Regions from separate parts of the Homo sapiens genome. Here region 1 is linked to region 2. Evidence: chromatin loops called from intact Hi-C (ENCODE). Cell type or tissue: heart left ventricle. All regions are shown on one strand. Links, peaks and the distances in the headings refer to the core of each region. The heading gives the core; the rest is flanking DNA. Region 1 holds the start of LOC124904614 (a long non-coding RNA gene). Region 2 overlaps GNG7 (G protein subunit gamma 7).

Evidence for each region. A loop is a pair of places that touch in the nucleus more often than their neighbours do. Peaks named below come from ENCODE experiments on the same cell type or tissue, not always from the same donor. Only the 100,000 strongest peaks of a DNase experiment are listed, where the experiment ranks them.
Region 1: a loop joins it to region 2, with 16 times the contacts of the local background. A loop is called at or near these places in 3 of 110 quality-filtered maps.

Annotation. Positions count from the first base shown.
Region 1 is chr19:2,487,590-2,502,390 of GRCh38, reverse strand. LOC124904614 (a long non-coding RNA gene) reads left to right here and starts at 7,609. Exons shown (of 2, transcript XR_007067090.1): 1 at 7,609-7,860; 2 at 9,481-10,685. RefSeq lists silencers at 7,237-7,616, 12,907-13,006, 13,027-13,116, 13,127-13,336 and enhancers at 7,406-7,700, 7,359-8,066, 11,029-11,530. In heart left ventricle, for the core only: no CTCF peak of the experiment used is centred there; DNase peaks (open chromatin) are centred at 6,910 and 7,540; H3K4me3 peaks cover 1,963 bases; H3K27ac peaks cover 2,111 bases.
Region 2 is chr19:2,594,354-2,609,065 of GRCh38, reverse strand. All of the region lies in intron 2 of GNG7 (G protein subunit gamma 7), which reads left to right. It also overlaps the pseudogene RN7SL121P. Among named protein-coding and RNA genes, the nearest start is that of MIR7850, 29 kb to the left of the region's middle. RefSeq lists enhancers at 75-214, 41-894, 455-1,024, 895-1,749, 5,009-5,775. In heart left ventricle, for the core only: no CTCF peak of the experiment used is centred there; DNase peaks (open chromatin) are centred at 5,575 and 6,505; H3K4me3 peaks cover 1,646 bases; H3K27ac peaks cover 2,090 bases.

The sequences.
Region 1 (14,801 bases), core at 5,378-10,377, 110 kb after region 2:
TCACCTGAGGTCGGGAGTTGGAGACCAGCCTGACCAACATGGAGAAACCCTGTCTCTACTGAAAATACAAAATTAGCTGGATGTGGTGGTGCAGGCCTGTAATCCCAGCTACTCGGGAGGCTGAGGCAGGAGAATCGCTCGAACCCGGGAGGCGGAGGTTGCAGTGAGCCCAGATGGCACTGCTGTACTCCAGCCTGGGTGACAGAATGAGACTCCATCAAAAAAAAAAAAAAAAAAAAAAAATCAGGGGTTACCCAGGTTGAAGGAAGCGGGGATAAGGGTGAATAGGTGGAGCACAGAGGATTTGGGGAGCAGTGAAATTACTGTATGTGACACTGTCATGGTGGATATGTAACCTCATGCATTGGGTAAAACCCACAGAACACAGACCTCCAAGGGTGACCCCTACTGTAAACTCTGGACTGGGCTGGGTACGATGCCGAATGCAGACACTCTGCCTCTGCAAAGCAAAGAAGGGTCCACGCCACAGATGCCACAGAGCGCAGACTGATGGAGGGAGGGCACGATGGCCTCCTCAACCAGGCCGGGGAAGCACACCCAAATTAAGTATACATTGCCTCCCAAATCCAAGGAGATGCATTTGACGTCGTGCCTTCTCTTTGGTCCTGGGAAGGGCCAGAGGCAACAATTTATCTTTCACTTGACGTCAAGCAAGAGAAGGATAATGAGTACCAACAGCCAGCCTCCACATTGCACACATTTTGTTTATAATAATTAGAAAATTTGTTTTCATGCTAAAGAAAGGGTAAAAGAGCCATTTACAGGCAGCAGAAGCATAGTGCTTATCTAAGCAGAGACTTTTATTTTTATTTATTTATTTTATTTATTTTTTTTGAGACAGAGTCTCACTCTGTCACCCAGGCTGGAGTGCAGTGGCGCAATCTCGGCTCACTGCAACCTCCGCCTCCTGGGTTCAAGTGATTCTCTTGCCTCAGCCTCCTGAGTAGCTGGGATTACAGGCGCTCGCCACCACTCCTGACTAATTTTTGTATTTTTAGTAGAGACGGGGTTTCAGTATGTTGCCCAGGCTGGTCTCAAACTCCTGACCTCAAGTGATCCACCCGCCTTGGCCTGCCAAAGTGCTGGAATTACAGGCGTGAGCCACCACGCCCCGCCTTAAGCAGAGACTTTAAACCTGTCCATCTGGACTTCTGTCTCTGACCCACTGCCAGCCTCAAATCCCTCCCACTGGGATCTCCCCTCTTCCAGAATCCTTGCCTGCTCTCCAGTTCCCAGCCCTTCTGGCCAGTCCACGTGATTCCCAGAAAGTCCTCCACAAGCAACGGCAGGGCTCTGGAGCCCAGGCAGCCAATGAGGCAGGCTCAGGGTTTATTCTGCGCCCTCCCACACCCTCTCCGACCCCCGCCAGGGATCCAAAGAAAAGAGAAAAAATCCCACGAGGGGCCTGGGAGGGCACAGCAAAGTCTCCGGGATGGGGGCTCCCCCTGGGTGGCCGCGTCGGGTTCAGCGCTTTCTGCACTTGTGGCTGATCTGTAGCAGCCACCACAGGGTTTACAGTGGAAAGAGTGATGTAGGGCCTCACGGGTGAGCCGGCCCTAAGAATGTGCCACTCCTGGCCGGACGCAGTGGCTCAAGCCTGTAATCCCAGCACTGTGGGAGGCTGAGGCGGGCGGATCACCTGTGGTCAGGAGTTTGAGACCAGCCTGACCCACACGGAGAAACCCCGTCTCTACTAAAAATACAAAATTAGCCGGGCGTGGTGGCTCATGCCTGTAATCCCAGCTACTCGGGAGGCTGAGGAAGAAGAATCGCTTGAACCCGGGAGGCGGAGGTTGTGGTGAGCCAAGATCGCACCGTGGCACTCCAGCCTGGGCGACAAGAGTGAAACTCTGTCTAAAAAAAAAAAAAAAAAAGAATGTGCCGCTCTTTCTCGCCAACATTTATCACTCTGGGGAGAACTCCAAGCCAAGGTTGAGAAAGAAACATCTCCCCTGTTCAGAACGCAGACTGCCAGCGTACGCCAAGACAGGCCAGGGTGTCGTTGGGGGAATGAGCTTGCTGACAGGTGTCCAGTCTCGGCCCCGGCTCCGCCTCTCACTTACAGGATCTTTGGCGACAACATTCACTCTGGTCCCTTGGACCTTCCAGAGGTCATCCCTGTGTCTTCTAACTGCATTTGTCTGTCTCAATTGATCAGTAAAATGAGCAATTACAGTCGGAGCAGCACTGGGATTCTGGAGCAAATGGCAGTGACAATTCCTGCGTCTAAAGCCTCAGATCCTAGGGAAAAGATCTGCTTTCACCTAGGATGAGCGACCTACTCCAGAGAACATTCAGGAAAACCCGGCTTGCATTATCAGGTGGTTTACGTGCCTCCAGCCCACTCTGTGAGAATCAGGGGAATCTAAAAGGGTTCTGCCTTTGGTAACTACTCCTGTCCCACGACCCCTCCCCTCGAAGGCCACATGCAGTGGCCTCTAGAAAGGAAGAATTCTCAGCCAGGCGCGGTGGCTCACGCCTGTAATCTCAACACTTTGGGAGGCCGAGGCAGGCGGATCACGAGGTCAGGAGATCGGGACCATCCTGGCTAACACGATGAAACCCTGTCTCTACTAAAAAATACAAAAAATTAGCCAGGCATGCTTGCACGTGCCTGTAATCCCAGCTACTCAGGAGGCTGAGGCAGGAGAATTGCTTGAACCTGGGGGGCGGGGGGTTGCAGTGAGCTGAGATCGCGCCACTGCACTCCAGCCTGGGCAACAGAGCGAGACTCCGTCTCAAAAAAAAAAAAAAAAAAAAAGAAGACGAAAGGAGGAATTCTCAGGCCAGAGTCTAAACGTTTCATGGGACAGATAATCTGCGCAAAACTACAGGGTCAGAGCTGCAGACAGCCATCCATCTAGCAGAAGGCATGTCACGGGCTGGCTTGGGGATAAAAGAAAGCCAAAGTCCCATCCTTGGGTCATGGAGCTGCTCTTCCAGTCACATCCCCACATTGGGAGGTAGTAGTGGAAGCCGCCCTTTTCCAACGCTCCTGTTGTCTTGTCTATCTGGCAGCCTCCTCCCGACCACCTCTGGTGCAGACATCTGGAGCAGAGGGAGGGAGGAAGTGTGGTTCACGTCTGGTCTCTTTCCTGGCCAGCACACTTTCGAAACATTCCCCCTCCGTGGGCTCTGGGAGGTCCTTTGTTTGCAGAAGACACCTGAGGGTGGGAGAGCTGCACTGAGCTTGGGCTCAGGATTGTGGAACCCACTAACTTCCCAAGACTGTTGCTGGAGGACCAGAACAAGGGGATAGCTGAGGAGTGTGCCTGCATGGTCCCTGAAAGCATTCAAGCAAGAGGCAGCAGCAAGGCCAAATGGAAACAGAACCGGCTGGGTAGCTTCTGCCACCAACTTGGCTGAGGGACTTTCTTTCTTTGTTTTTTTGAAACGGAGTCTCTCTGTTGCCCAGACTGGAGTGCAGTGGCGCGATCTCGGCTCACTGCAAGTTCTGCCTCCCGGGTTCACGCCATTCTCCTGCCTCAGCCTCCCGAGTAGCTGGGACTACAGGCGCCCGCCACCACGCCCGGCTTATTTTTTGTATTTTTAGTAGAGACGGGGTTTCACCGTGTTAGCCAGGATGGTCTCAATCTCCTAACCTCAGATGATCCACCCACCTCAGCCTCCCAAAGTGCTGGGATTACAGGCGTGAGCCACCACGCCCGGCCGGGGACTTTCGACAAGTCATGGCTCCATGTCAGTTTCCTCATCTGTAAGGTGAGGATGATTATTAGCACTAAGGTGGCTGTGAAGATATTAAATTGGCATTAAGTACTTAATAAGCATCCAATAAATAAAACTGGCTGATGGTCTTAAGATACAGAAATGTACTTGATATCCAGCTGGCATACAGGACAGATAAATGACAGTTGCCTCCTGAATTCCACAAGCATTTCCTGCCAAATGCCAAACCCACATTTACTATCTGTTCACGGGTCTTATCCCGGTCAGGCCATCCGCCCTTGGAGAGAAGCAATATACTCATAAAAAATCAACTTGCGGGCCAGGCGTGGTGGCTCACGCCTGTAATCCCAGCACTTTGGGAGGCCAAGACATGAGGATCACTTGAGCTCAGGATTTGGAGACCAGTCTGGGCAACATAGCAAGACCCCGACTCTACAAAAAATAATTTTAAAAAATTAGCCAGACATGGTGGTGAGTGCCTGTGGTCCCAGCTACTCGGGAGGCTGAGGTGGGAGGATTCCTTGAGCCCAGGAGTTTGCAGCTTCAGTGAGCTATGATTGCATCACTGCACTCCGGCCTGGGCTATGGAGCAAGACCCTATCTCTTAAAAAAAAAAAAATCAACTTGCACAGTGAAAAAGATTTTTCTTAAAACAAACAAACAACCAGGTGCAGTGGCTTATGCCTGTAATCCCAGCACTTTGGGAGGCCAGGACAGGCAGATCACCTGAGATCAAGAGTTCGAGACCAGCCCGGCCAATATGGAGAAACCCCATCTCTACTAAAAATACAAAATTAGCTGGGCGTGGTGGCGCATGCCTGTAATCCCAGCTACTCGGGAGGCTGAGGCAGGAGAATCACTTGAGCCCGGGAGGTGGAGGTTGCAGTGAGCCAAGATGGCACCATCGCACTCCAGCCTGGGCAAAAAGAGCAAAACTCCACTAAAATTAATAATAATAATAATAATAATAATAATAAATAAGAGGTGGTGGGAGGTGAGAGTCAGAGACTGGAAGAGGCTGCACGGCCAGCCATGAACGTGGAGGAAGAGGCCCCAAGCTGAGGGAAGCAGCTGCCTCTAAATGCTGGCAAACGTGGAAGCCAGGTTCTCCCCTGGATCCTCCAGGAGGGCCCAGCCCTGCTCACAGCTTGATTTGGAGCCCAGGGAGACTGATTTTGGATTCCTGGCCTCCAGACTTGTCAGATAATAACTCTGTGTTGTTTCCAGCCACTGGGTTGGCAGTGATTTGTTACAGCAGCGGGAGGAAACTCATACGGTGCTCACAAATGCTTGCTGCATGAGTGAGGGCACCGGTGAAAGAATGCGGAGCAGCTGTGGAATACGGCCCGGGGGAGCCAGGGGACTGTGCTGGCCTCCTGTGTGTCAGCTGTCATGAGACCCTGGGCCTGGGAAATTATCCCAGGGTCTCAGTTTCCTGATCTGAAACGCCGGGGTCACTCTCGCCAGCCTCACGGACTGGGATAAGTAAGGGGGTGTGTCCTCTCAAAATGTGGAACCAGCCAGCACCCGGGATGTTCCTCTGTCCTGCAGCCAGCCATATCCCAGCGTCCTTTCCAGGACCCTCAGCTCCATTCTGCCAGGAGCTTGTTCTAAGACCTTTCATATATTCCCTCACCTATTTACCATTAGTCCATGTGACTGTCACCCCCTTTCCTGAAAGAGGCACATAGAGGTGAAGTCATCGCCCCAAGGTTGCTTAGCTGTTAAAAGGCAGCATGAGGGCTGGTCCCGGTGGCTCACGCCTGGAATCCCAGCACTTTGGGAGGCCAAGGTGGAAGGATCACTTGAGCCCAGGAGTTCAAGACCAGCCTGGGCAACACAGAGAGACCCCATCTCTAGTAAAAATTTTCAAAAATTAGCCAGTCATCGTGGTACATGCCTATATAGGCCTCACTACTCAGGAGGCTGAGTTGGGGGCATCACTTGAGCCCAGGAAGTCAAGGCTGCCATAAGCTATGACGGCGCTGCTGCCAGGCACAGTGGCTCACGCATGTAATCCTATCACTCTGGGAGGAGAGGCAGGTGGATCACCTGCGGTCAGGAGTTCGAGACCAGCCTGGCCAACATGGTGAAACCCCGTCTCTACTAAAAATACAAAACTTAGCTGGGCATGGTGGCGTGCACCTGTAATCCCAGCTACTCAGGGGGCTGAAGCTGGAGAATCGCTTGAACCCAGAGGACAGAGGTTGCAGAGAGCCGAGATTGTGCCACTGCATACTCTTCCAGCCTGGGTGACAGAGTGAGACTCCGTCTTGTCTCAAAACAATCAAAAAAAAAAATTAAAAACAAAGGTAGAATGTGGAAGGAAATGAAACCATCAGGGAATGAGCCCAAGATGTGTCCCATCCCAGTGTCCCCTCTGTGCCTCAGTTTACCCTCATCACACTGATCTTCCTCTTGGGAACATGGGAGCCCCTAGCCTAGGGATGTGGGAGTCAAGGTCTGTTCTCAGCAGGCCACTTTCCTGTGACAACCCTGAAAGGAGGTGAAAGGTCAGAGGCTGCTGGGTCGCCCCACCCTGCCCTGGAGACAGAATTCAGATACCTGGCGTCATGGATTCCCAGAGGTCTGAAAGTCCTGCTCACCTGGAACGTGGGAACGCCCTTCAGAGCTCCCTTCCCTCCCCGACCCAGGAAATATAGGGGTCTCCCCATTCTGGGTCTGGCTCAGGGACTGTGTGTCCCTGACTGCCCTCCATGAAGGAGGCCGCCCTTGGGTCTGCCGGGAGGAGGAAGACGACTAGGAGGAGGAGGAGGAGGAGGAGAGGCAGGGCGGCCAGCCTGAGTGGAGGAATCCCCGAACCGGCTAAAAATAGCCAAGGAAATTATTCCAACACCTTCCCAAAATAGAAAGCAGTCTCTGGGCCCAACAAAAGGCCAGGGCTGGTCGGCAGCTAGAGAGGAGGTGGCGTTTAAGAAAGGTGACCTGCGACAGCCCCCCCACCCTGCCCTCCCTCTACGGCCCTTCGTCCCCTAGAGTCTTCCAGGGCCAGGTGTGGGCAGAGGGGCAGGCCCAGGCGGGTGTGGGGCCCCTGGCTCCCCCTCGCCCCTGCCCCTCCCCAAAATCCTGGACCAAAGGGCTCCTGACCCGGGAACTGGGAGGGGCCAAGCCACTCGCGTTAAAAATAGCCCTTGCCTCCTCCCAGGCTATATTTAGATCCCTTGGCACCGGCGTCAGCAGGAAGGCAGCGGCTGGGCACACCCCACCGGGCCGCCCGGGCGCCCTGGCTCAGGCACCGCCCCTGGCCACCGCAGCTGGGCAGAGACCAACTGTATGGACAGAGCTGGCTGCAGCACCCAACTTGCTGGGTGGTGCCAGGACACCCGCAGACCCTCTCTGAGCCGGCTTGTGCAGGAGAGAGCGGGAGACAAGCTGGTGGGACTCTACACTGCAGAGGGCGCTGGGAAAAGGCTGCTCCCAGCCCCGGGCCCTCACTCTGGGGGCCCGGCGGGGCGGGCAGTGCGCCGGCCTCAGTTTCCCCATCTGTGCAATGGGACATTAACAGCACCCGCATCACAGCGCTCAGCTCACGGTCGGACACGCACTAAGCGCTCTGCACGGGTTGGCAGTCAACGAAAGTGGGTGTCACTGCTTTCTCCAAGTCCCCGTCCCGCCCGGGCCAGCTCCAGAAACGCAGGGGCTGATGTCATCCCCAGGCTCAAACCTCCCAGCGTGGCCGACGCAGGCAGGCGCCGCCGTCACGGGCGTTCCTGCGCCAGGGAATCCCGGCCCCGGCGCCGGGGCCCCAGTGGAAACCCGTGACGCCAGCGCCCGCCGCCGTGGGTCTTCCGGGCTGGCGGTAGCGGGGCGGGGCGTTCTCCCGCGCCGCTGACCCCACCTCCGCGCCAGCCCCGGGAACGCGCACGGCCTCTCTCCACCCTCCGCGAGCCCAGTGTGCTTGCGCTTGCGCTTGCCCCGCACTCAGTCGCCCCCTCCACGAGTGCACACTCCACTCACGCGGGATGCGCAGGACGCCGACAAGCAGGCGTCCACAGTGGGTCTGCAGGGACGCATCGCATGGGCAGGCCTGGTGGGTGTAGGTGTGCAGGAGTTCGTGGACATGCGTGTGCACGATCCCGCGTGGAAGGCACGGTGGACATGCGTGTGCACAATCCCGCGTGAAATGCAAAGGTAGGCATGCGTGTGCACGATCCTTCGTGGAATGAACAGTGGGTATGCCTGTGCACGTTCCCCTTGGAAGGCGCCGTGGGTACCCGTGCACGGTGCTGGCCCTTTGCAGGAGGATGGGGAGCCCTGGCTGGAGAGTACAGATTCCGGACACACACACTCACACACACACACACACTCATTCACCCTCTCTCCCGGTGCCCGTGGCCTGTGGGCGTGGAGCCGTGGGCGATGACTCTCAGGCTGTTCACCGTCTCCCCACCAGTCTGGGAGCTAATTACTGTCAGGACCAGACGGGGTGGCTGGAAAGATGAACAAATCGCTGTGTGTCTGCAGCCCGTCTGGAGCTGCAGGCCTCATAGGCGTCTGTTCCGGGGGTGTCGGGCGTGACGCGGCCCTGGGTGGAGGGCGGGCAGCCTGGGTGCTGCGTGCACCGTGGGGGAGCCCTGGGTTTCTGCGTGGGTCCTGGAGGGTCTGCGGTGAGTGATGGGAAAGTGATGGATGAGTGATGGGGGTCCGTGTCTGCCGTATGTGCCTTTGTGTGAAAGCGAGAGACAGGAGGCCTGGCGGCGTCTATTCTCCCGATCAACAAAGTGGATGTAATAATAGTATTTACCCTATAAGGTTACGGGGACCCAGCAACCTCACTTCTCTTGGTACTATCTGAAAGAAATACACAACTTAGGAGCACACAGAGACCAGGAGGTAAATGCACGTAGCAGCTTTGTTCCTCATCACCAAAACCTGGGAAGAGCTCAAATACCCCTCCATTCAGAGGGGAACAGGTCAACGGAGGTCGGTTCATAGAATGAAAGTTCAGCAGTCAAGAGGAACGCACTCGCCTTCAAAACATGCTCAGTGAGGCCGGGCGCGGTGGTTTATGCCTGTAATCCCAGCACTTTGGGAGGCCCAGGTGGGCGGATCACTTGAGGTCAGGTGTTTGAGACCAGCCTGATCAGCGTGGTGAAACCTCATCTCTACTAAAAATACAAAAAATTAGCCGGCCATGGTGGTGGGCACCTGTAGTCCCAGCTACTCCGGAGGCTGAAGCAGGAGAATCGCTTGAACCTGGGAGGCGGAGGTTGCAATGAGTTGAGATAGTGCCACTGCACTCCAGCCTGGGTGACAGAACACGACTCAGTCTCAAAAAATGAAATGAAATGAAATAAATGAAATGAAATGGAATAAATAAAATGAAAATAAAAATAAAGCATGTGCACCCAACACACAAACACACAGGTATGCACACTCATGCCAAAACAATTGCAGGGGCCCCAGCAGCCCCTAGAATCCCCATCAGAGGCTGGGGAGGAAGATCGGCGGCAGGAGGGACAGACAGTGCCTATGTGCCCCAGATTGTGTCTCTGTCACCAGCTGCCAGAGCCCGTGCCTGTCTGAGGAGGTGGGTGTCTCCGGACCGCCCACCTCTGTGTCTGTCTCCAGGACATAGGCTCCACCTCCCCCCAGGGCCTCACTCCCATCTCCTCCTCCCACCCTGGTCCCCCACCTTCCTGTCCCCACCCTTGTTGGCGGTAGGAACCTACTGTTTCTGGCTGCAAGAGGAGATGGTTGAGGGGGCCCAGTCAGGGCATCCGTTTATCATCCCTCTATTTCTCTTCTTAGCTCAACAAGAAGACCTTCCTGTCTCTGGGCCTCGGTTTCTCCGGCTGTGAAATGGAAGGATAGTTTCTTAGGGTATATGGGCATCACCTCCCCACCTGTGCAGTTCTAATCCCACCAACCCTGGCTGTTTCTGGAGCTTCCTGCAGGCAATGGTCTGAGCCATAGGAGAACTCAAATGATGGAAAATCACAGGTGGGGTGTAGGACTCCCCACACTCCCATGAACCCCTTCAGGCATGGAAGGACAGACACCTCAGGAGGGGATGGCTGGGGTGGGTAGCACAGGTAGGCTTGCAGGGGAAGAGAGGGGATATTTGTGTGTCCAAAATCCTGGCCGGGCACGGTGGCTGACGTCTGTTATCCCAGCACTTTAGGAGGCCAAGGTGGGCAGATCACTTGAGGTCAGGGGTTCAAGACCAGCCTGACCAACAAGGTGAAACCCTGTCTCTACTAAAAATACAAAAATTAGCCAGATGTGGTGGCATGCACCTGTAATCCCAGCTACTCGGGAGGCTGAGGTGGGAGAATCACTTGAAGCCGGAGGCGGAGTTTGCGGTGAGCCGAGATCACACCATTGCACTCCAGCCTGGGCGATGGAGCGAGACTCCATCTCAAAAAAAAAAAAGAAAGAAAGAAAAGAAAAAATAAAATGCGGCCGGGCGCAGTGGCTCACGCCTGTAATCCCAGCACTTTGGGAGACCGAGGTGGGCAGATCACAAGGTCAGGAGATCGAGACCATCCTGGCTAACAAGGTGAAACCCCGTCTCTACTAAAAAAATATGAAAAATTAGCCAGGCGTGGTGGCAGGCGCCTGTAGTCCCAGCTACTCGGGAGGCTGAGGCAGGAGAGTGGCGTGAGCCCGGGAGGCGGAGCTTGCAGTGGGCCGAGATCGCGCCACTGCACTCCAGCCCGGGCAACTGAGCAAAACTCCATCTCAAAAAAAAAAAGAAAGAAAGAAAAAAAAGAAAGAAAATGCGTGTCTCTGCATGAGGGCCTGTGTGTGGGCACCAGGCTCTGGCTTCTGGAGGTGAACAAATCAAAGTGGACTCAGGTGTTTCCTGGACATGAGTGTGTACTCTCAGGCGTGGGCTTATTCCCACCCCGTGGATGTCTAGAATGTCGTTTCCCAGGATCTTTTTGTTGTTTGAAGATGTGCAAATGTCTGGTATGCAGAGTAGAGACATTCAGTACATATTTGCAAAATGATGTGTTCGTGTATTCACTCATTTGTCCACTCAGCAAATATTCACCAAGTGCCAACCAGCTGTGGGGTGCTGGAGACGCACAGTGAGCAAAGCAGACAAGCATCTCTTTCCTGTCACCGCTATGGGTGAATTACCGCTGGGCCATTGCCTGTGCTGCACGGTTCATGTGCCAGGGTGACCCTGCACGTGTTCATGAGCACACCCGTTTGTAGGTGGGGTACAGAACTCACATCAGCATGGCCCATGCACGTGTGCACACATATACATGCACACCCGTGTGTGCGCACAGGTTCACCGGCGACTCTTGTGCAGGCTGGGCCTCGCCCGTCCTTGGCATTGCCTGCCTGCCCCGCCCATCTTCCGAAAGTGCCAGGGGCCAGGTGGGGCCAGGCGGGCCCGGAAACCTCTCCCAGCTGCTGTGCCCAGTTTCAGGGAAGCCAAGGTCTGGCGCCCTGCCCGTGGAGACTGCCTACCCTTGCACCTGCTTCCCGGGCTTCCGGGAAGGGCCTGGAGGCCCAGCCCCCAGCCCTGCTAGCCTGAATCCACCACCCAGAGGCACACAGCAGAGAGGGAATGCAGCCCCCTTTCCCCCCACACCTTGGAGCCCTTCAAAGTCAGAACCAGAAGAGACTCCAGCAGGGCAGAGTCTCTTACCCAGGTGGGGTAAACTGAGGTGCACACAAAGGGCCCAGAGAAAGGGGCTGCACACAGATGAGTTCCCTGCACTCTACTCCCACCCCAAATCAGCACGTGCAGGCTTCCACAGTTTGAGTACTGGCACCTCATGGATCTCTGTATACCGCGGGTATTCACAGGCCTCGGGGCTCTGTGGAGTGAGCATTGGAGCTTAGAAATATTTGCATTTCCCTAGTGGGAACACGCAGTGCAGGTCAGAGTGCAGGTGTGCACACCAGGGTCTTAGACACATGTGGGTGCTTGTGCTTGCATGGACAAGGCTGTTTGTGCCGGGCACCATGGCTCACATGCCTGTAATCCCAGCAGTTTGGGAGGCTGAGACAGGCAGATCACCTGAGGTCAGGAGTTCGAGACCAGCCTGGCCAACATGGTGAAATGCCGTCTCTATTAAAAATACAAAAATTAGCCGGGCGTGGTGGCAGGTGCCTGTAATCCCAGCTACTCGGGAGGCTGAGGCAGAAGAATTTCTTGAACCCAGGAGGTGGAGGTTACAGTGAGCTGAGATTGCGCCATTGCACTCCAGCCTGGGGCACAAGAGCGAGACTTCATCTCAAAAAAAAAAAAAAAAAAATGAGGCTGGGCACGGTGGCTCACCCCTGTAATCCCAGCACTTTGGGAGGCCGAGGCAAGTGGATCACCTGAGGTCAGGAGTTCAAGACCAGCCTGGCCAACATGGTGAAACCCCATCTCTGCTAAAAATACAAAACTAAAAATACAATACAAGCTGGGCGTGGTGGCGCGCGCCTGTAGTCCCAGCTACTCAGGAGGCTGAGACAGGAGAATCGCTTGAGCCTGGGAGGGGGAGGATGCAGTGAGTTGAGATCGTGCCACTGCACCCCAGCCTGGGCGACAGAGCAAGATTCCATCTTAAAAAAAAAAAAAAAAAAAAAAAAAGACAAAAAGACAAGGCCGTTTGGGAGTGTGGGAGCTTGGGGGCTCCTCACATGAATGTTTGTCAGTGGGTGCCTGTGCACGGTGGGTGTTTGCACGAGTGCAGGTGCAGGTGTTTGCATGTAGGTGGATGCCTGCACACAGTCGGTTTTGTATGTATCTGGGTGTCTGCACGCAGTAGGCATTGCGGCCAGGTGGGGCTCTGCACACAGTGGGCTTTGCATGGAAGAGAGGTGCTGCATACAGTAAGCCCAGCGCGAAGACAGCGATCTGCACACAGTGGACGTCTGCACGCAGGAGAGGGGCTGCACCCTGTAGGCACTGCAAGAAGGTAGGGCTCTGCACACAGTAGGCCTTGCATGCAAGAAAAGGGTCACACACAGCAGGCGTTTGCACGCAGGAGAGGGGCCGCACACAGTAGGCATTGCAGGCAAATGGGGTTCTGCACACAGTAGGCTTTGCATGGAAGGGGGGTGCGGCGCACAGTAGGCCCTGCACGAAGACGGAGATCTGCACACAGCGGGCGTTTTCACACAAAAGACGGGCTGCGCACAGTAGGCCCGGCTGCACGCGTCCAGTGCCGGCCCAGCGGAGAGTAGCGGCTGCAGCCCCGTGCAGCTGAGCACGCACCCGGTTCCTGTGCCACCGCGGCCCCAGGCTCTTCTGCGCCCGACCGGGCAGGTCAGGCGGCTCCGCCGGGGCGTGGGGCGGGCGGCCGGGCAGGGAGGCTATTCCGGGCCCTGGCGCAGTGCCCGAGCCCTGCGCGCCAGGCCGCCCGGGGAAGGCGCCGCTCACAAAAGGAGGGTCTGTGCAGACGCCCCGCCCTCGGCCCGGCCGCCCGCCGCCAGGGGCTTGGAGGAGGGAGACGCCGCCGGAGCTGCCGCCGGCCCGGACCCCCCAACCCCTCCTGCCGGGGCGGCCGCAGACACCGCGCCTGGCGGGCAACAGAGGGAGGCTGGCACCGCCGGGCTCTGGAGGGGGTCGACAGCCGGCGCTGGGGGCTCCCGAGCGCACAGACTGCGCGCCCAGGGCGCACCGGAGGGAGCGCTGGCGAGGGTGGGGGCCCCCAGTGCAGGGAAACTAGGACAGGCCCCTTGCCTTTCGCCCACTTGGGGATTTCTCCGTCTCGAGCACCCGCCTCTGTCTCCAATTATCCAATTTAAGGAACGGGAAAGCCGGGACTCCTGCCTGCTAGGGAGGGCGGACGGGAGGGGCGTCTGGGGCCTGGGTCAGCGCCCCTCTCCACCCCCAGAGTGTCTGGCCAGGGGGTGAGGTGGAAGGAAGGAAGGCGTAATAAGGGTTCTCAAGGCAGCGCGTTTTGCTAAGTGCCTTAGTGCACTGTCTAGTTTCACCTCGACACGTGGGAGGGCGATTCGGCTTTCCCTTTTATGGACGAGGGAAACTGAGTCACGCTTTTGCTGAGCTGCTGGAGCTAGTAAGCCGCGGAGATTCAAACCTAAAGCCAGGCCTCCGCCCCTCCCTTTTCCTCCCTGTAGGGCCTGAACTCTGCCCTCCCTCCCTTCCCTCGCATGGAGCCATCCAAGAAGCGTTTATGGCGTGCCTGCTGTGTACACGGCGGCCCAAACACTTCCCCACGCACACGCCTGTGAGCGCAGGCCGAAGCTCCCACACTCGTGCGCTCTCGTCACATGCGCAAGAGGGTCTTGGCCCGCAGCGCTCTTCACGAGGCCCCTCACTCTACCCCACCCCCACCCCCAATGCACCCCGGCTCCGGGGCCTGGGAACCGCCGGCGTCCGGGTGGAGGGAGTGGGGTGGGAACTGGGAGCACGGAACGGAACAATGTAGGGAAAGAATAGCGAGGAGCGGCGAGAGGAAACCCCCCACCCCTTCTCCAGATGCAGCTCTGGTGTGGCTGTCCCGTGTGCCTGCGGTCTCCCTGGCCCAGCGTCCTGGGGAGCAGGTCCTTGGCCTTCCCACTGTGTGGCTATGGGTCGTTCTGGGTCTCGGGGGTCCCTCCTGGATCCCTAGGGATCTGTAAAGCTGTGGGTCGCGTGACCTACATGTCCGGGGAGCATGCTCCAGGCTCTGGGGTGGGGGCTGGAGAAAGTGACGTGCAGGGCTCTGAGCCTCTCTCTGCAAGACTCCGTGACTCTCTGCTTCCTCCAAGGAGACCCACCCTGGTTCCTCCCTCGCCTCCCCGGAGCCCTGGCTGGGCACTGCCCCGACCACGAGGTGGAGATCACAGGGGCCAAGGCCTAGAGCTGGGAAGCTGCAGGGAGTTCTGGGGCTCTGAGGGCTGGGCTCTTGGCGGTGGTCTGCAGAGAGAAGGGGGTCCCGGGAGAAAGTAAGGAAGAGTGACGGCTCAGGAAGCCTCTGCATTCCTTCTGCTGTGTCCTAGAAAAGGGGAGACCCGGTTTAGGGTCCCCTGCCACAACATCCAACCCACCACATTGAAAGTGTACCCAGGGGCCGGCCATGGTGGCTCACACCTGTAATCCTCGCATTTTGGGAGGCAGGAGGATCCTTTGAGCCCAGGAGTTCCAGACCAGCCTGGGCAACATAGGGAGA
Region 2 (14,712 bases), core at 4,136-9,135:
GATGGAGTGAGACCCTGTCTCAAAACAAAAAAAGAGAGAGAGAGAGAGAGAGAGAATGTACAAGAACTAGGTAGGCATGATGTTTGTACAACGTTGTGAATGTGTTGAATGCCACTGAATTGTTCACTTTAAAATGCTTAATTTTACATTATGCAAACCTTACCTCAGTTTCTTTAAAAAGCGGGTCAGAAGGTGGCTTTGGAGAAGGCACACTGATTTTGGCTGTGGTTGCAGGCCTGCAGGGGTCTGATGAGGCCCTCAGTGCCAGCAGACAGGGTTACCTGGAGTGGGGAACGCAGCAGGCCCCCTGACAGCCTCAGTGCAGACCCCGGGAGAGTGTGTCCTCCGTGTCTGCCCCATGCAGGGAAGGCCTTTGAGACTCTGCCATCTGCATCCCCTGCTGCAGAGAGAGGGGGTTGCCCGGGAGGCACCCGGCCCCTTGCCCTGGGGTGTCCGGTGGCAGCCAGGGGAGCTCCTCCAGGTTTCCAGGTTGCTGGTCTCGTGACTCTGCAGATGACTCGAGAGGCACAGGTGTGCCTGCATCTGGGGACACGTGAGCCTGCTGCCCGTCCCTGGATTACTGACCTGCGTCATTTGGGGGTGCAGGGGAGCTGCACCGAGGCCGTCAGTGTGCCTGCTGGGGCGCCCACCTCCAGAGACGATCTCTGTCCTCCCGTGTGTGTGAAGAGCCCGTCCCTCCAGCCCGCAGGCCTTGCCTTGCAGGGGCTTCGGGGACTTTTTTTTTTTTTCCCAGGGGCAAATCCCACGTGGGCGGAACCTCTCCGCAGCAGGTATTACTCTTGCGTTTCGGTCTTTCTGCTCCTCAGACATCCCCGCTCTTTTCCTCCACCCACGCTTCGCCACCTGTGAATCGTTCTGACTTTTAGGTGTGAAACCGACGTGCCACGCTCTGTGTCATGAGTGGCAGGGCGGCGACCTCAGCCTAACCTTTATTTATTTTTTTTTTCCTCCACCTTCCCACTGACTTGGCTTAACCTTTTTTTTTTTTTTTTTCTCAAATACCATCTGATCTTCTGATCTCCCTCAAAGAGCTGCGTCTCAGGTCGCAGGTGAACTTTCTGGATGGTGTGGTCTGCGTGCGTGTGTGCGTCTGGCTGCCTGCCAGGAGGGAACCGCTGTTGCTGCCCTGTGTCGCTGTCGCCTGAACGTATTGCTGTCCTGGGGGGACTGCTCCCTAGAAAGCCTCCGTGCCGTGTCGTTGGTGAGCGCCGGTCTGTGCTGACACTGCAGGCTACTTCCCAGTGCCCACGATGACAGCTCTGCCTCTGAAGTGAGAAGCGGAGACGCCACTGGGAGGGGCGGGGGGCGGAGGGCACGGGGTTCAAGTGCCAGGCTGAGCCTACATGGGAGGTACTTGCAGACTGGCCCCAAGTGGGTTTTATGTGTTGTTAAAATACATAACAATGTAGTTTAGCTTGCCCCATCCTAATATGTATTTCTTTTTCTTTTTTCTTTTCTTTCTTTCTTTTTTTTTTTTTTTTTACCATTTTAGTCTTTCTTTTTTTTTTTCTTTTTGAGATGGAGTTTCACTCTTGTCGCCCAGGCTGGAGTGCAATGGTGCGATCTCGGCTCACTGCAACCTCTGCCTCCCAGGTTCAAGCAATTCTCCTGCCTCAGCCTCCCAAGTAGCTGGGATAACAGGCGCCTGCCATCATGCTCGGCTAATTTTTTGAATTTTTAGTAGAAACTAAAAATGTTAGGGTTTCTCCATGTTGGCCAGGCTGGTCTTGAACTCCCGACCTCAGATGATCTGCCTGCCTCGACCTCCCAAAGTGCTGGGATTACAGGTGTGAGCCACCACACCTGGCCTTCTTTTTTTTTTTTGACACAGGGTCTTGCTCTGTCGCCCAGGCTGGAGTGCAGTGGTGCGATCACAGCTCACTGCAGCCTCAACCTCCTGGGCTCAAGTGATCCTCCCACCTCAGCCTCTTGAGTAGCTGGGACTACAGACACACACCACCATGCCCAGCTAATTTTTAAATTTTTCGTGGAGACAGGGTCTCGCTGTGTTGCCCAGGCTGGTCTCAAAATCCTGGGCTCAAATGATCCCCCCGCCTCGGCCTCCTGAGGTGCTGGGATTACAGGCATGAGCCACGGTGCCCGGCCCTTGTTTACTGTTCAAAAGTTTGCAACTCCATGGCATTATTTCCATGAACACTGCGTGCAAACACCAGCACTATCTATCTAGTTCCAGAAACTTGTCATCACCGAGAATGGGAACCTTCTCAGTTTAGTTTTGGAATGTTCCAAAGAGACTGCACCATCCGAGCATGTTATTGGTCTTCCTTGCCTTGGCTGCCTTCTCTCATCCTGACTTTTTATTTTTGAGACAGGGTCTAACTTTTTTTTTAAATTAATTAATTAATTAATTAATTAATTATTTTTTTTTGAGACAGAGTTTCACTCTTGTTGCCCAGGCTGGAGTGCAGTGGCACAATCTTGGCTCACCGCAACCTCCACCTCCCGGGTTCAAGCGATTCTGCTGCCTCAGCCTCCTGAATAGCTGGGATTACAGGCGTGCACCACCACACCCAGCTAATTTTTGTATTTTTAGTAGAGATGGGGTTTCTCCATGTTGGTCAGGCTGGTCTCGAACTCCTGACCTCAGGTGATCTGCCCACCTCAGTTTCCCAAAGTGCTGGGATTACAGGCATGAGCCACTGCACCTGGCCAGAAACAGAGTCTAACTTTGTCACGCAGGTTGGAGTGCAGTGGTGCAATCTCGGCTCACTGTAGCCTCCAACTCCTGGGCTCAAGTGATCCTCCCACCTCAGCCCCCCAAGGACTACAGGTGCACACCACCACGCCCAGCTAATTTTTGTATTTTTTGTAGAGATGGGATCTCACTATGTTGCCCAGGCTGGTCTCAAACTCCTGGGCTCAAGCAATCCACCCACCTCGGCCTCCCACAGTGCTGGGATTACGGGCGTGAGCCACCCAGCCTCTTCCTGACTCTTAAAAGCGGCTTGCTTGCTTGGAAGCTTGCCCGACTGCGGGGCATGGAGGCATTTCCTGTGAGCATCTATGTTTGCCCTGAAAAGAGACTTTGTATGTCGTGTGAGTAATGCCCCCAAAGATATTGGCTCCTAAATGTCTGGAACCTGTGAATTTTCCCTTATAGGACAAAGAGGTCGCAGAAGTGATCACATGAAGGATCTTCAGACGGCAGATTATCCTGGGTTCTCCAGGTGGACCCTAAACAATTACAAATGTCCTTATAAGAGTGAGATTTTGGCAGGCTGCGGTGGCTCACACCTGTCATCCCAGCACTTTGGGAGGCCAAGGCGGGCAGATCACGAGGTCAGGAGATCGAGACCATGCTGGCCAACATGGTGAAACCCCGTCTCTACTAAAAATACAAAAATTAGCTGGGTGTGGTGGCGCATGCCTGTAATCCCAGCTACTCGGGAGGCTGAGGCAGGAGAATCACTTCAGCTGAGGAGGCAGAGGTTGCAGTAAGCCAAGATCAAGCCACTGCACTCCAGCCTGGGCAACAAAGCAAGACTCTGCCTCAAAAAAAAAAAAAAAAAAAAAAAAGTGAGATTTGGCCAGGTGTGGTGGCTCACACCTGTAATCCCAGCACTTTGGGAGGCTGAGGCAGGAGGATCACTTGAGGCCACAAGTTTGAGACCTGTTTGGCCAACATGGTGAAACCCCGTCTCTACTAATAATACAAAAATTAGCTGGGCATGGTGGCAGGTGCCTGTAGTCCCAGCTACTCAGGAGGCTGAGGCAGGAGAATCACTTGAACCCAGGAGGCGGAGGTTGCAGTGAGCCGAGATGGTGTCTGGTGCACTCCAACCTGGGCAACAGAGAGAGACCTTGTCTCAAAAAACAAACAAAAAAAACAACAGTGAGATTTGACACATGAGGAAAGGCATGGGGAGATGGAGGCAGAGACTGGAGCCATGTGGGCTCAAGCCAGAGGATGCCTGGAGGCCCCAGAAGCTGGAGGAGGCAGGAAGGATCCTCCCCTGGAGCCTCCAGAGGGAGCACGGCCTTGCCCACATCTAGATTTCTGACCTCCAGAGCCATAGAGAATCCATTTCCATTGTTTTAAGCCACCAGATCCGTGTGACTTGTTATAGCGGCTTCAAGCCACTCATACTGACAGCCAAAAGGACTTGGACTCCAACGACAGAATCTAGTTCATCCCAGGATTTCAGGTGGTTTCTTGGGCCTAATACTTCTAAGAGAGGGGAAGCCGCCACTGGATTGTTTCCTTCTCGCCACTGCCCTGCATCTCTGTCTGGGAAAAGCATTCAAACAAACCACACTTTGTTCTTGAACTTGGGGTGGTGTGAAAATCACATAATAGGGCAGAAAACTTTCTCTTTTCCCTCCCTCCCTCCCCACTCCCTCCCTTCCTTCCTTCCTTCCATTCATTCTTTTTTTTTTTTTTTTTGAAGGAGGGTCTTGCTCCGTTGCCCAGGCTGGAGTGTCTAGGGCAGAAAACTTTCTCTTTTTCCTCCCTCTGTCCCTCGCTTCCTTCCTTCCTTCCCTCCCTCGCTCCCTCCCTCCCTCCCTCCCTCGCTTCCTTCCTTCCTTCCTTTCATTCATTTTTTTTTTTTTTTGAAGCAGGGTCTTGCTCCGTTGCCCAGGCTGGAGTGCAGTGGCGCAGTCCTAGCTCACTGCAGCCTCGACTTCCTGGTTCAAGCCATCCTCCTGCTTCAGCCTCCAGAGTAGCTGGGACCACAAGCACACGCCACCACATCCGGCTAATTTATTTTTATTTTTTGTAGTGATGGGGTCTTGCTATGTTGCCCAGGCTGGTCTCAAACTCCTGGCCTCAAGCGATCCTCCTGCCTCGGCCTCCCAAAGTGCTGGGAGACGGGCATATTATGCTGCACCTGGCTAAGACCACTTTTCAGTGTGTTAAAACAGGCACTTCTCGAGACCCGGCACGGTGGCTCACGCCTGTAATCCTAGCACTTTGGGGGGCCGAGGCGGGTGGATCACGAGGTCAAGAGATCGATACCATCCTGGCTAACACAGTGAAACCCCGTCTCTACTAAAAATACAAAAAATTAGCGGGGCGTGGTGGCGGGCGCCTGTAGTCCCAGCTACTCAGGAGGCTGAGGCAGGAGAATGGCGTGAACCCAGGAGGCAGAGCTTGCAGTGAGCCGAGATTGCACCACTGCACTCCAGCCTGGGTGACAGAGCGAGACTCTGTCTCAAAAAATAAAATAATAATAATAATAATAAAAGAACAGGCACTTCTCCCTTAAACGCTTAGTTCCTCCTTCTGTAAAATAAATCTAGGTGACACAATCTCTGAAATCCTTTCCAGCTTGAACACGCTAGGAAAAACTGGGAGATCTATGAACAGTGAATAAAAATGAACTGAAATGATCCTCCTAGCTGCAGGGGCTTCTGATGCCTGCATTCTCCAGATGGTTGGTTTCCTAAATTTAGCCGCCGCCCCGCAAGGGTGAGCCCTGCATAGTTTTTGGTCGATCTCCAGTCCAGGCTGTGAATACACAGCCCTGATTTGCATTTCTGAACCCTCGGGGATGGCTGGATTCCTCGGGCTACTCTGCTTGGAATTTTCAGCCCCAGAGAGCCACCGCGGTCTCACCGGATGCCGGTCCCACCCGATGCGAGAAGCTCCGGGGGTTCCCCCTCATTCTGGCATCAGCTCCCTCTCTGCAGCCTGTGGAACAGAAAGAACACAGCTTTAGGCCGGGCACGGCGGCTCACGCCTGTAATCCTAGCACTTTGGGAGGCCGAGGCGGGTGGATCACGAGGTCAGGAGATCGAGATCACCCTGGCTAACACGGTGAAACCCCGTCTCTACTAAAAATACAAAAATTAGCCAGGCATGGTGGTGCGCACCTGTAATCCCAGCTACTCGGGAGGCTGAGGCAGGAGGATCGCTTGAACCCGGGAGGCGGAGGTTTCAGTGAGGCAAGACTGTGCTATTGTGCTCCAGCCTGGGCAACAAGAGCGAAACTCCATCAAAAAAAAGAACAGAACAGAACAGAAAAGAGAAAAAGAAAGAAAGAAAGGGAAGGAAGGAAGGGGAAAGGAAAGGGAGAAAGAAAAGAAAGGAAGGAAGGAAAGAGAGAGAGAAAGAAAGAAAGAGAAAGAAAAGAAAGAAAGGAAGAAAGGAAGAAACAAAAAGAAAGAAAGAAAGAAAGAAAGAAAAAGAGAAAAAGAAAGAGAAAGAGAGAAAAGGGTGGGTAGCGCATCTTTCCTTGCAGAGCCGCAGTGAGCCCCCTTCCAGCTGTGAACTATCAACCTGCCTATAAAAGGCAATTCTGATTGAAGGAAAAGGGAGGGGTGGTGGTGAGGGGAGGGCCGGGTGGCCCTCTGCCCAGCCCGAGATTGGCTTCCGTTTCTGGCTTGCTGTCCAGCGTATGGGATTGATTTAGATTCCCAGAACACCACGGAAGGTAGCACATGCTGTGACGATTGCGTAGTGGTTCGTGCTCCGGGGCCCGGTTGGAGATCCCTGCTGCCCGTCTGTCCGCCTGTGCGAGGCCACAGATCTGCCTGCATTTCCCTGCAGGCTCGGGAGGAGCTGGCAGAACCTGCTGCTTCTGCACAGCGCATTCCTGTCTGCTGGCAGCTCCTCCCCAGCGCCCTGAAGGGAGTGCTGGATCTGCTTAAAAGCGTGCAGGAGGGGGTGGGTACAGGGGAGCCAGGGCCTGCAGAGGACGCAGCCCGCAGCCCAGTCCTCAGTGCTGCTTTTTCTGTTGTTGTTTTGAGACGGAGTCTCGCTCTGTCGCCCAGGCTGGAGTGCAGTGGCGCGATCTCAGCTCACTGCAACCTCTGCCTCCCGGGTTCAAGCAATCCTCCTGTCTCAGCCTCCCAAGTAGCTGAGATTACAGGCGTGCACCACCACGCCCGGCTAATTTTTGCATTTTTAGTAGAGACGGGGTTTCACCATGTTGGCCAGGCTGGTCTCGAACTCCTGACCTCAGGTGACCTGCCCATCTCGGCCTCCCAGAGTGCTGGGATTACAGGCGTGAGCCACTGTGCCCGGCTTCTAGTGCTTCTCCAGATCCTAGCAGACTTTCTTCCCCAGGGTGCCTCCACAGTGCTGCTTGCAGATTCTGGAAGGATCATCTGGGATTCCACTGCTCTCCTCCCCTCTCCTCTCCTCCCCTCCCCTCCCCTGTCTTCTCTTTTCTTCTTTCTGAGACAGGGTCTTACTCTGTGGCCCAGGCTGAAGTGCAGTGATGAAATCATAACTCACTGCAACCTCAGCCTCCTTAAGTGAGCCTCCCGCTTCAACCTCCCTAGTAGCTGGGACTACAGGCTCACACCACCATGCCCGGCTAATTTTTTTATAAAGACAGGGTCTCGCCATGTTGCTCAGGCTGGTCTCGAACTCCTGGGCTCAAGGGATCCTCCTGCCCCGGCCTCCCAACGTGCTTGGGATTACAGACGTGAGCCACCATGCCCGGCCTTCACTGCCTTTCTTTTCCTCAATAAAAATCTGACATCGGGGGATTGCATTGCTCTGTTACCCTTTCTTCAGGCACCTCTCTTTTCCTGCTGCCAAACAGTGGAGACAGGAAGCCAAAAAAAATTGCCCAGTCCTTGTTCCTGGGGAGCTCATTGTAGAGCAGGGGAGACAGACACGTATATTGCAAGCATGTACATGTATCTGCAATAGGCACGAGCCGCGCCGTGGCAGGACTGAGTCCACATGGCTGGGGAAACACACTGCCTGGTAACTGGAGGCTGGTCAGATAGTGGTTGAGCTGAATTGAGGAGTTACCTACTCTAGGGTTTACCTACTTGTGCCCCATGGTTTTTAGGGACAACAGGCATCCCAGCTGTACCCCGGGCCATCTGGATGGAACTAGAATGGATGCAAAGAACACAGCTTTGGAGTCAAGCAAACCTTCCTTAGTTCTATTTTTTACATAAGTAATAATTTGTTTTTGGAGATGGTGGCGGGGGGGAGGTCTCTCCTTGTCACCCAGGCTGGAGTGTAGTGGCGTGATCCTAGCTCACTGCAGCCTCAAACTCCCGGGCTCAAGCGATCCTACCACTTCAGCCTCCCAAGTAGCTGGGAGCACAGGCACACACCACCACAACTGCTTTATGTTTCTCTTTTTTATTCTCCTTCAGCCGTACTTTTCAGCTTTGAGGACTTGAGCAGGTTTATTACCATCTTGGATCGCATTTTCTCTTCTGTGAAGTAGAGAGAATACCTGTGTATTGGAGTTCTCAAAGTGTGGTCCAGGGACACCCAGGGGTTGGTCTCTGAGACCCTTTTGGTGGGGGACCACTAGGTCAAAACTGCTAAGATAGAAGCCAGGCACTGTGGCTCACACCTGTAATCCCAGCGCTTTGAGAGGTCAAGGTGGGTGGATCACCTGAGCTCAGGAGTTCGAGACCAGCCTGGCCAACATGGTGAAACCCTGTCTCTACTAAAAATTAAAAAAAAAAATTAGCCAGGTGTGGTGGTGGCGCCTGTAATCCCAGCTACTTGGGAGGCTGAGGCAGGAGAATCACTTGAACCCAGGAGGCGGAGGTTGAAGTGAGCTGAGATTGCGCCACTGCACTCCAGCCTGGGTGACAGAGCGAGACTCCATCTCACAAAAAAAAAAAAAAAAAAATGCCAAGATACTCTGGGTCTCCTTCCTCCCAGTCTCTCCCACACAGATGGTGGAGTTTTCAGAGGTTGCATGACGTTTGATATCACAGTGGATTGAACTCAGAGGCTTATACAAGAATCCAGCTGTCTTCTATTAAGCCAGACATGAAAGAAATTTGCAAAAATGTAAAACAATGCCACTATTTCCCCTCAATGTTTTTTTTTTTTGAAAAATAGTTACTTTTCACTTAAACGTGTCATCCTCCTAATATAAAATATATGGTTTAAAAAAATATTTAATGGGATTATGTTAACTTGTAACAGGAGTATAGCTAAAATCTACATAAACACAAGCTGTTTAAGGGCCTTAATTTTTTATTACCATATTTATGTATATATTTTGGCATCATATTTATATATATTTATTTTATATGACAGCTTTATTGAGATTTTTACATGCCATAGAATTCACTTTTTAAAGTGTACAATTCAGTGGTTTTTAGAATATCCAGAGTTGTGTAACCATTACCACAATCTAATTTTTTTTTTTTTTTGAGATGGAGTCTTGCTCTGTTGCCCAGGCTGGAGTGCGGTGGCGCCATCTCAGCTCTCTGCAACCTCCACCTCCAGGGCTCAAGCGATTCTCCTGCCTCAGCCTCCTGAGTAGCTGGGATCACAGGCCAGCACCACCACCCCCGGCTAATTTTTGTATTTTTAGTAGAGACGGGGTTTCGCCGTATTGCCCAGGCTGGTCTCGAACTCCTGACCGCAGGTGATCCGCCTGCCTCGGTCTCCCAAAGTGCTGGGATTACAGGCGTGAGCCACCGCGCCCGGCCTAACCCCCGGTTTTCATGCACCGTCTTTGATGTTGCCTTTAGGCCGTGCCTGAACGCCGGTGTCACAAACCAAAGCCACAATAACTCAACAGCTTCATGAAATACCCAAACTCCCCCAGCTCCTGTGACATCAGGCAGGCGGAGTGACGCGGCTGCATGGCAGGGCTGCCCGAGGGCCCCCCTCCCAGGTCCGCACCTCCACCTCCTGGAAACCCACCCGGGTGGGCGGTGCTTTCTCCCGCCGAAGTCCTAGAAATGCTCTTCCCCACCAGCTGGGTTTATTTGGATTCATCCAGCCTCGGCTGGGAGGAGGAAGGGGTGGGCCCTCCTAGTATTTATTCTGCTGGAATGGAAACCTCAGATCTTCGAGATACTCAAGCAGACAGACAGACATCTACCAAGTCAGCGAGGGGAAAGTGCGGTGTTTTCGGAGGTCAGCCCGGGACAGCAAAGCAGGCAGGCTGGGGCTCTGATCAGTTCAAAAAGCACCACGTGGTGTCTGCGGCGGAGCAACCAGCGGCACGCCCCCACCCCAGGCGTCCCTCCCACAAGCAAATAGCACAGCCCGGTGACATTGGCTTTTTCCAGCCGAGCGCGGGGCACCCGCTTCGCCTCGTGCCCGCCTCTCCCCCTCTTCATCATGGGCCCTCGGTGGAACTGTATGCTAGAAACTTCACTTTCCAATTTTGGAGATGCTTCTAGAAACTAGACTTCTTTCCAGCTTGAGGTGAGCTGGAAGTTAGATCAGTTTCCATTTCTTTCAACTGAAAACGTGATTACAGAAGTCAGTGTTTCATAAGCTTTCTTTTTCCGTGATCACCTTCTTTTGAGACATCCTTTTCCTAGTGGCTCCTTAGAAAGAATAACGGTGGCAAGAGATTTAAATGCACCCGATGTCTGATTCTTTTGACGGAAGATGCCCAAGTAGCATTATTATTATTATTATTATTATTATTATTATTATTATTATTATTATTTTATTACTTTTCATTTTTTTTGAGACGGAGTCTCGCTCTGTCGCTCAGGCTGGAGTGCAGTGGCGCGATCTCAGCTCACTGCAAGCTCTGCCTCCTGGGTTCACACCATTCTCCTGCCTCAGCCTCCCGAGTAGCTGGGACTACAGGCGCCCGCCACCACACCCAGCTAATTTTTTGTATTTTTAGTAGAGATGGGGTTTCACCGTGTTAGCCAGGATGGTCTCGATCTCCTGACCTCGTGATCCGCCCGCCTCGGCCTCCCAAAGTGCTGGGAGTACAGGCGTGAGCCACCACGCCCGGCCAATTCTGTATTTTCAGTAGAGATGTGGTTTCACCATGTTGGCCAGGCTGGTCTCGAACTCCTGACCTCAGGTGATCCGCCCACCTTGGCCTCCCAAAGTGCTGGGATTAACAGATATGAGCCACCGCGCCCGGCCGCCCACTAGTTTTGATTGTGAGTTCTTTTGGTCCTTGGTTTTCGTAAGCGTTGCTTCCTCCTCTGTAGTAGAGTAACAAGCATGCAGCGTAGAGTCGCCGTGAGAGCTGGATTCGGTCGTTGATGGACAGAGCCGAGTGGAGAGCCTGAGATGACTCAGTGCCACACAGGTGCTGCTCACACAGTTGTCCTGGTCATTGTCGTCTAACCACTGAAACTCCCTAGACTTTTCCTACACATGCACACTCACATAGATACGTACAGCAATATGGAGCGCATTGTACATTGGCAGTCCTGAGCTGCTTTTTACCTTTCTAAATTTAATTTCTTTTTTTTTTTTTTTTTTGAAACAGAGTCTCACTCTGTTGCCCAGGCTGGAGTGCAGTGGCGCAATCTCGGCTCACTGCAAGCTCTGCCTCCTGGGTTCACGCCATTCTCCTGCCTCAGCCTCCCGAGTAGCTGGCACTACAGGCGCCCGCCACCACGCCTGGCTAATTTTTTGTATTTTTAGTAGAGACGGGGTTTCACCGTGTTAGCCAGGATGGTCTCGATCTGCTGACCTCGTGATCCACCCACCTCGGCCTCCCAAAGTGCTGGGATTACAGGTGTGAGCCACCACACTCGGCCTTATTATTATTATTTTTGAGAAGGAGTTTTGCTCTTGTCACCCAGGCTGGAGTGCAGTGGCGTGATCTCGGCTCACTGCAACCTCCACCTCCTGGGTTCAAGCGATTCTCCTGCCTCAGCCTCCTGAGTAGCTAAGATTACAGGTGCCCGCCACCACGCCCAGCTAATTTTTGTATTTTTAGTAGACACGGGGTTTCACCATGTTGGCCAGGCTGGTCTCAAACTCCTGACCTTAGGTGATCCGCCTGCCTCGGCCTCCCACAGTGTTAGGATTACAGGCGTGAGCCACTGTGACTGGCCCCAAGTAGCATTATTATATAATGGAGTTTTTGTTTGTTTTTATCTTAGAGACAGGATCTTCTTTCTCTGTCACTCAAGCTGGAGTGCAGTAACGCCATCTCAGCTCCCTGCAGCAGCTTCCAACTCCCAGGCTCAAGCAATCCTCCCGCCTCAGTCACCAAAGCTGGGATAACAGGTGCACACCACCATGCCTGGATAATTTTTAAATTTTTATTCTTTCTAGAGATTGGGTCTTGCTATGTTGTCCAGGATGATCTTGAACTCCTGGCCTCAAGTGATCTTCCCACCTCAGCCTCCAAAAGTGCTGGGATTGCAGGTGTGAGCCACCGAGCCCAGCCTATACCTGTGAAATTTCAATATCATAGATAGACTGTGTATCTGTTTATGTTCTGTTTTCTGGGCTTAATCCATAAAAAAAGTAAAATTTGTTTTCATCTCCCCAAGAATTGATGTTCACCCTGTTGAGAATATATTTGTAAAGAAGTCTCGTACTGCAGGAGTGAGAATGGAGACATCTTCATCACAAATCTCACTCCCCAGAATTAACCACTGTTAACAGTGTGGGGTGGATGGGAACTGATCATCAGTGCAGAACGTGAAAGGAGAACAACTGGGTCGATATTTGCCCACTTTTTTTTTTGGGGGGGGGACAGGGTCTCACTTTGTCACCCAGGCTGGAGTGCAGTGGCATAATCATGGCTCACTACAGCCTCAACCTCTTGGACTCAAGCGATCCTCCCACCTCAACCTCCTGAGTAGCTGGGACCACAGGTGGATATCACTACACCTGCTTAATTTTTTTTTAATTTTAATTGAGACGGGGTCTCACTATGTTACCCAGGCTGGTCTGAAACTCCTGGGCTCAAGTGATTTTCCTGCCTCAGCCTTTCAAAGTGCTGGGATTGCAGGTGTGAGCCCCGCGCTGGGCCTGCCTACTATTTTTTATTTTAATTTTAGGGACCGACTCTCACTCTGTCGCCCAGGCTGCAGTGCAGAGGCACGATCTCAGCTCACTGCAACCTCCACCTCCTGGGTTCAAGCGATTCTCCTGTCTCAGCCTCCCAAGTAGCTGGGATTACAGGCATGCACCACCGCACCCGGCTAATTTTTGTATTTTCAGTAGAGATGGGGTTTCACCATGTTGGCCATGCTGGTCCCAAACTCCTGACCTCAGGTGATCCGCCCGCCTCGGCCTCTCAAAGTGCTGAGATTACAGATATGAGCCACCGCGCCCGGCCGCCCACTAGTTTTGATTGTGAGTTCTTCTGGTCCTTGGTTTTCGTAAGCGTTGCTTCCTCCTCTGTAGTAGAGTAACAAGCATGCAGCGTAGAGTCGCCGTGAGAGCTGGATTCGGTCGTTGATGGACAGAGCCGAGTGGAGAGCCTGAGATGACTCAGTGCCACACAGGTGCTGCTCACACAGTTGTCCTGGTCATTGTCGTCTAACCACTGAAACTCCCTAGACTTTTCCTACACATGCACACTCACATAGATACGTACAGCCATATGGAGTGCATTGTACATTGGCGGTCCTGAGCTGCTTTTTACCTTTTTAAATTTAATTTCTTTTTTTTTTTTTTTGAGACAGAGTCTCACTCTGTTGCCCAGGCTGGAGTGCAGTGGTGCGATCTTGGCTCGCTGCAAGCTCCGCCTCCCGGGTTCACGCCATTCTCCTGCCTCAGCCTCCCGAGTAGCTGGGATTACAGGCACCCGCCACCACGCCCGGCTAATTTTTTGTATTTTTACTAGAGACGGAGTTTTGCTATGTTGCCCAGGCTGGTCTCAAACTCCTGAGCTCAGGCAATCCACCCGCCTCGGCCTCCCAAAGTGCTGGGATTACAGGCATGAGCCACTGCACTCGGCCCTTAAATTTAATTTCCTTTCAGCCGGGCATGGTGGCTCACACCTATAATCCCAGCACTTTGGGAGGCTGAGGTGTGTGGATCAATCAACTGAGGTCAGGAGTTCAAGACCGGCCTGACCAACATGGCAAAACCCCGTCTCTACTAAAAATACAAAAATTAGCCGGACGTGGTGGCGGGCGCCTGTAATGCCAGCTACTTGGGAGGCTGAGGCAGGAGAATCGCTTGAACCCGGGAGGTGGAGGTTGCAGTGAGCCAAGATCACGCCACTGCACTCCAGCCTGGGCAACAGAGTGAGACTCCGTCTCAAAAAAAAAAAAATTTAATTTCTTTTGAGACAGGGTCTCGCTCTGTTGCCCAGGCTGGAGTGCAGTGGTGCCATCATGGTTCACTGCAACCTTGACCACCTGGGCTCAAGCGATCCTCCCACCTCATCCTTTCAAATAGCTGGGACTACAGGTACGTGCCACCATGCCCAGCTAATTTTTTTGTATTTTTTGTAGAGATGAGGTCTTGGTATGTTGCCCAGGCTGGTCTCAAACTCCTGTCCTGAAGCAATCAGCTCGCCTCAGCCTCCCAAAGGGCTGGGATTACAGACGTGAGCCACCACGCCGGGCCATTAAAGACATTTTTGAGATAATCATGGACAATGGGTCACAGGCTGGTTATTGGTAACAGGAAATTATTGTTGATAATCATGGAGCAAGTTGATAATAAGACAGTGTTAATTTGATTGGGTGGTTCTGTGTTGGGAAATCAGAAAGCTTCAGTGATTAGAGAACATTCTGAAGGTTCTACAGGCAAAGTCATATGATGTCTTGAATTTGTGTGAAATACCCGTGCAAAGCTGGAGAGAGAAGTGAGAACAGAAGAAGGGCAGAATGTTAATTCCCGTTGCAGGAGGTGACGACACTCAGAGAGACCTCGTCCTGGCCTGCGTGCTTCAGGCTGTGTTTGAAATTTTCCACTATATGTAATTTTTTAAATTTGCAGTTTCTTTCTTCCTCCTTCCTTCCTTCCTTCCTTCCTTCCTTCCTTCCTTCCTTCCCTCCTTCTTTCTTTCCTTCTTTCTTTCTTTCTTGAGGGAGTCTCACTCTGTC